Linked DNA regions of Homo sapiens: region 1 is linked to region 2. The links are chromatin loops, found by intact Hi-C in ENCODE. Cell type or tissue: mammary epithelial cell. All regions are shown on one strand. Each heading gives the region's core, and the rest is flanking DNA. Links, peaks and the distances in the headings are about the cores only.

Evidence for each region. Hi-C counts contacts between places; a loop is a spot of excess contacts. Peaks named below come from ENCODE experiments on the same cell type or tissue, not always from the same donor. Only the 100,000 strongest peaks of a DNase experiment are listed, where the experiment ranks them.
Region 1: it touches region 2 in a loop (35-fold over the local background); 9 of 110 quality-filtered maps call a loop at or near these places.

The regions. Positions count from the first base shown.
Region 1 is chr20:63,214,035-63,216,936 of GRCh38, forward strand. It overlaps YTHDF1 (YTH N6-methyladenosine RNA binding protein F1), which reads right to left and starts at 2,097. Exons shown (of 5, transcript NM_017798.4): 1 at 1,832-2,097; 2 at 1,543-1,567. The coding sequence starts at 1,858. RefSeq lists silencers at 1,970-2,039, 2,170-2,449. In mammary epithelial cell, for the core only: a CTCF peak has its summit at 1,217 (motif pointing left); a DNase peak (open chromatin) is centred at 2,207; H3K4me3 peaks cover 1,542 bases; H3K27ac peaks cover 688 bases.
Region 2 is chr20:63,055,152-63,058,053 of GRCh38, forward strand. No RefSeq gene overlaps it. Among named protein-coding and RNA genes, the nearest start is that of LINC01056, 19 kb to the left of the region's middle. RefSeq lists a silencer at 1,291-1,491. In mammary epithelial cell, for the core only: a CTCF peak has its summit at 1,424 (motif pointing right); no DNase peak of the experiment used is centred there.

The DNA of each region.
Region 1 (2,902 bases), core at 115-2,614, 160 kb after region 2:
ATTTCTAGCAGAAATTATGCTTTAATTTTAAAAGGAGTACAACCAGTATAGAACTGATGTTTATACAACTAATTAGAAGGGGGACGGGAAACTTTCAATAATTTAGGATAAATTTTAAATAAAGGCTTAATCGTAATTTGGTGAGATTAACCAAATCAAGTGTTAACACATAATGCAAGGAACACATAACCAGGGTGAAAACTGACATGGTCTAAGAAGACTTATGTGTGGCAAAAAGAAGTGGAGCCTCCAAAAGCCCAAATGCAGAATGTATGCCCAAACGTATGGAGAACGGAGGGAAGAAAACTTAGGAGGGAAGGGGCTGCAACTGAAGGACTGTTGGGAGCTATTATCTGACTCTCCACAGTGAACCCCAAATATCTGAGACAGGTCTCAGTTAATTTAGAAAATTTATTTTGCCAAGGTTAAGGACACACCCATGATACAACCTCAGGAGGTCTTGACAACATGTGCCCAAGGTAGTCGGGGGACAGCTTAGTTTTATACATTTTAGGGAGACATGAGAACCATCAATGTAAGATGTACATTGGTTTGGTCCGGAGAGGCGGGACAACTTGAAGCAGGGAGGGGGCTTCCAGGTCATAGGTAGATAAGAGACAAACGGCTGCATTCTTTCGAGTTTCTGATTAGCCTTTCCAAAGGAAGCAATCAGATAAGCATTTATCTCAGTGAGCAGGAATGACTCTGAGTTCTGTCCTTTGTCCACCAGGAATTTCCTTGTGGGCAAACTGTGGGGGAAGTATGTAACTTTTTTTGTCTTAGAAGCTATCTTTTTCAGGAATAGAATGGGAGGCAGGTTTGCCCTCAGCAGTTCTCAGCGTAGCTTTCTCCCTTTGGCTCAGTGATTTGGGTGCCCCAAGACTGGTTTTCCTTTTACACCACTTACCTTCCCACTGTTATTATGCTCAGCCAGAAAAAGCAAGCAAAGGTAAATAAAGTGCTGGGCCTTTTCCAATCTTAAAACACGATGAACCGTATTTGGTTACACCTGAGCTGACACACAAACTGGCTAAAAAAGTGTTCCAAGTAAACGTGAAGTGTCACTTAACAGTTTTCACATGAGTGCGCTCTGAGGGTTTATCCCAAGCCATAATGTCACAGGAGATGCTAACAGACTTGGAAAACGGGCTGCAACTACCGGGGATGTGGAGCTTAGCCTGCAGAACCTTGGACTGCCCCTCTCCTAGAGCAGCCCCTGCTGGGCGGAAAAAGGCAAGTCGCTCAACCCCTGCGGCCATGTCCACCCGGCTCTCCTACCTCCCCTTCCCCAAAGCAAATCCATGATCATGCGGTGGGGAGAGACGGGCCCAAACTACTCTGAGCAATCATTTATTCACTTCTTGAGAAGCCCCTGTCTTCGACCTGTCAAATCTCCCAGAATCGTCGCACAACCTCAAGTTTTATCTCCCTGAAGCTGGCGGAAGAGAGAAAGTTTCCGGTTCCAGACGCAGCTTCCTGGACCGTTCCTTCCCCGTCCTCCTCCACTCCAGCCCGCGCCGGCCGTCCCGGGACTCCGCTCACCTTTATTATCTTGTCCTTTTGTTCTCTGCACCGCCGCAGGCCGGGACGTGGGGTACACACAACCCGGGGGAAGAGGGAAACACAAAGTTATTCACCAGAGAACTGGTCTCCAACGGGCCGCGAGCTCCGCCGGCCCCGACGCGCGGTCACGTGCGACCCCGGCCCCGAGACCCCGGTCCCGCCTGGGCCCGGCCTCCGCGACCCCGGGCTCTGCGTTCCAGCCCCAGGACCTCAACCCAGACCCCGCGCCTCGGCCCCGGCCGCGGCCCCTGTAACCCGGCCCCGCTACCTGGGTGTCCACGCTGGTGGCCGACATGCTTCATGAACAACTAGACGCGGGGCCGGGGCGCCCGCCGGCTCGGGCCTCCCCTAGAGGCCGGGCCTGTCACCCTAGCTCGCGCGGCCCCGGGCCCCGCCGCCAATTCCCCGGGCGCCGGCCGGGCGGCGGCGGCGGCTGCTGGGCGCGCGGGCCCCTGGCGAGGCGGCAGCGGCGGTGAGCCCGGGACGCGGACGCACTGAGGAGGCGTCGACTCCAATGGCGGCGGCGGCGGCGACAGCAGCGGCGACGGCGGCGGCAGGGGACGAGACTGCGCGGCGTCAGCGTGCACGCGGGGCAGGCCGGGAGCGCCGCGCCGGGCCGCCACACTTCGCGCCTGCGCGCTCCCGTCTTACGGGATGGATTTCGCTCTCAGGTCCCAGTCTCGTGCGGCGGGGCGGGGACCGCAGCCGGCTGGGCGGGGAAGCCCTGAGCCGGGGAAGTCACGTGGGGCGTGTCCGGAGGCGCCGCGGGGCCTGGCGGGAAGGGGCTGGCGGGCTGCTGCCAGGTGTACAGCCGCCCACACACACCCCGGCCACAGCCGCACCCCCGACGCGCTACCGGCACTGAGGCCTCTGTAGTTTTCCCCAAGGTCCGAAGACTAAACGCTGTTCTGGTCCGACAGCTGGGCTACGGGTCTGTCCGGGGTCGGTCTGCCCTTCCCCCGCGCGCAAACACCTGCCCGCCCAGAGCTCCGAGCCCCCGCGTGTTCCAGGTCGCGCGCCTCGGCCCTTGCCGCGGGACCTGCGGGCTTTGTTCGCTTTGCGGCCCTGGCCTTCAGCCGCAGCGGAGCCCTGGGCCCGGTCCCGGAGGTCAGCTGTTGTGTGGATGCACCCCTGGACCTGCGAGAGGCTCGCCGGCTTATAACCAAGTTCTCATGTTAGATTCTTGACCCCGATTTCATCACCAGGAGGAAAAGCAGTGCTCTGTGCCCCAGCCTAGGCCGGGCCAGGGGACTTGTCATCTTTGTTCGAGGATGGACAGCCCCTTCTTAGCAGCAACTGTGCAAAGAGAGCCCAGTTCTCAGTTCCTAACCCCTCAGCA
Region 2 (2,902 bases), core at 278-2,777:
CTCGTGACTGCTGCCTCAGATCCACCTCTGAAGGGCGGGAAGCCTGGGCTCTCCCTGTCCCCCACAAACCAGGGCTGGGGTGTAGCTGGGGGGTGTGGAGTGAGGCTGGTGAGAGGTGCCCGACGGGAGAAGGGCCCCGGTCCAGCAGCTTTCCCTGATCAACCAAGGGGGATCTATTTTGTTTGTAAAAAGCTGATTATCATAGATAAATGTGTCTAATTAGTCTCATTTGCTGACACACAAGCCTTTAATTGCAAGTTGAATAATTAGACATATCTGCATATGTAAATGATACAGTTATACCCTATGTCAGTCTTTAACGTGATTCCTCCAGAGACAAATAATTCTATTTCAGGAGAGAATATGATATATTAATTTACATAGACAAACAACTTTATTTAGAACCAGCAACTCTCGTGTTTGTTTACATAAAGTAATAACTCGAGAAATGGGAAAGATCGATGTTGCAGCAACATCTGGAGGCTCCTAACCTGCAGGGGAGTCCCTGGCAGCCTCCCACGGGAGCTGGGTCTTCCTCCGCCCTCCTGGGGCCCCAGTCCTCCCACGTGGACAGCAGCTCTGGGCCTGGGGGTGGGCTGGGGCCCAGGCCATGGGGTCTCCCTCCCCTCTTCCCCCTCCACCCTCCCTCATGCCATGCTTCCTCCTCTGCCCCTTGTCCTCGCTGGGTGGCAGGATGGGTGAGATGCCCGGTGGCCCTGCAGGCCTGCAGCTGGCCCAGTGCATGTGGGTGTCCCCTCTCCATGGCTGTGCCCTGCATGCTGGCAGAGCTGCCAGGGGCAGCTTGGAGCAGGAGCAGCTGGAGCTTGGGTCCTGATTCAGGCAGTGCTACAGCCGGCTCCCTGCCAGGCCCTGGGTCAGCTGCCCACCTCCCCAGTGGGTGTCATGCTCAGCAGCCTCAGGACAGGGCTGGGGGGCTGGCTGGTGCCGCCTGCCTCTGTCAGGCCCCCGGCCTCCACTCTGGCTGAGTACATCGTCTCCTCTCTGAGCTGGGCAGGGCAGCCACTGGCGACCCCTGGCATCCTCCGGGTCTGACTGGCGGGGACAGGGCTGCGAAAGCATTTGGAGGCCTGACCTGGAAGGAGGAATGAGGGGCCAGCTGAGGGCGTCCCAGGCAGAGCCAGGCTTGCGATGCCCAGGGTGCCCGGGGCACAGAGTGGCCCGGCCGCTCCCACACCCCTTCCCCCTTCCCTGGGCCCGTGGTCACATGGGTTTCGCTGGGAGGCAGAGCGTGAGGAATTTGGCTCTGGTGGAATGAGGACGGCTGCACTCCCTGCTTTGCAGAGGGCCCGCACAGCAGCCCGTCACTGTGGCAACCGGCTCCGTGATGCTGGCAGGAGCTGACATCGTCCCAATTCGCCCCTGTGGTCCCTTTTGGTCCCCCTCCCCTCGACCGCCAGGAGCCGCTGTGGATCGAGTTGGCCAGCAGAGGGCAGCAGAGGGCTGGCGGGGCTGGCGGGGCTGGCGGGGCTGGCGGGGCTGGCAGTGGACGCCACACTTTGGGGTCTCCAGGCCCCCAAGTCTTCTGGGGAAAGCAGCAGACAGGCGACAGCCACAGGGATGGGGAGGCGCCATCACTACTGCAACCACTGGGGGTAGCCCTTGGCCCGTCTGGGGGCATTTCATCTTTGGCAGAGCTGAGGGGTCCAGCACGTGGGCCTCTAAGGAGGGGTCTCCCGCCCACCGCCCCCAGTGCTACTGTGACCGCGGCGGCTCGGCCCCGCCTGCACTCCCAGGTTCTCACTCATGCAGTCACTCACTCATTCGCTCGCTCATTCACTCGCTCATTCACTCATTCATTCACTCGCTCATTCACTCATTCACTCATTCACACACACTCATTTGTTCACTCATTCCTTCACTCAATCATTTACACACTCATTTGTTCACTCATTCATTCACATACTTATTTGTTCACTTATTCATTCCTTCATTCACTCATTCATTCACACATACTCATTTGTTCACTCATTTCCTTATTCACTCATTCACACATGCACTCATTTGTTCACTCCTTTTTTCATTCATTCATTCACACACACTCATTTGTTCACTCATTCATTCACTTATTCACATACACTCACGCATTTGTTCAGTCACTCATTCCTTCATTCACTCACTCATTCACACACACTCATTTGTTCACTCACCCATTCACACACACTCATTTGTACACTCACACACAATCATTTGTTTACTCACTCATTCACATTCACTCATTCATGCACACACTTACTGATTCATGCACACACTTATTTGTTCACTCACTCTTGTTCACTCATTCATTTCTTTCACTCATTCACTCACACACATTCACTCATTCATGGACACACTGATTCATACACACAGTTGTTCACTCACTCATTGCTTCATTCACTCGTTCACTCACATTCATTCACACATTCATTTGATCAGTCATTCATTCATGCAATCATTTGTTCACTCATTCCTTCACTCATTCATTCACACACTCATTTGTTCACTCCTTTCTTCACTCATTCATTCACACACTCATTTGTTCACTCATTCCTTCACTCAATCATTCACACACTCATTTGTTCACTCACTCATTCCTTCATTCACTCATTCACACACTCATTTGTTCACTCGCTAATTCAATCATTCATTCACACACACTCATTTGTTTACTCACTCATTTGTTCACCCACTCATTCCTTTAGTCACTCATTCATTCACACACTCACTTGTTTGCTCACTCATTCCTTCACACACATGCACTCACTTGTTCACTCACTCATCCACACACATTCATTAATTTATTTACACACACTCACTCACTCATTTGTTTACTCAGTCACTCCTTTGTACACAGGGAAAGAGTAAGGTACCTTTCCCTCCTGTTCAGCTGCTGCCAGAAGCAGTG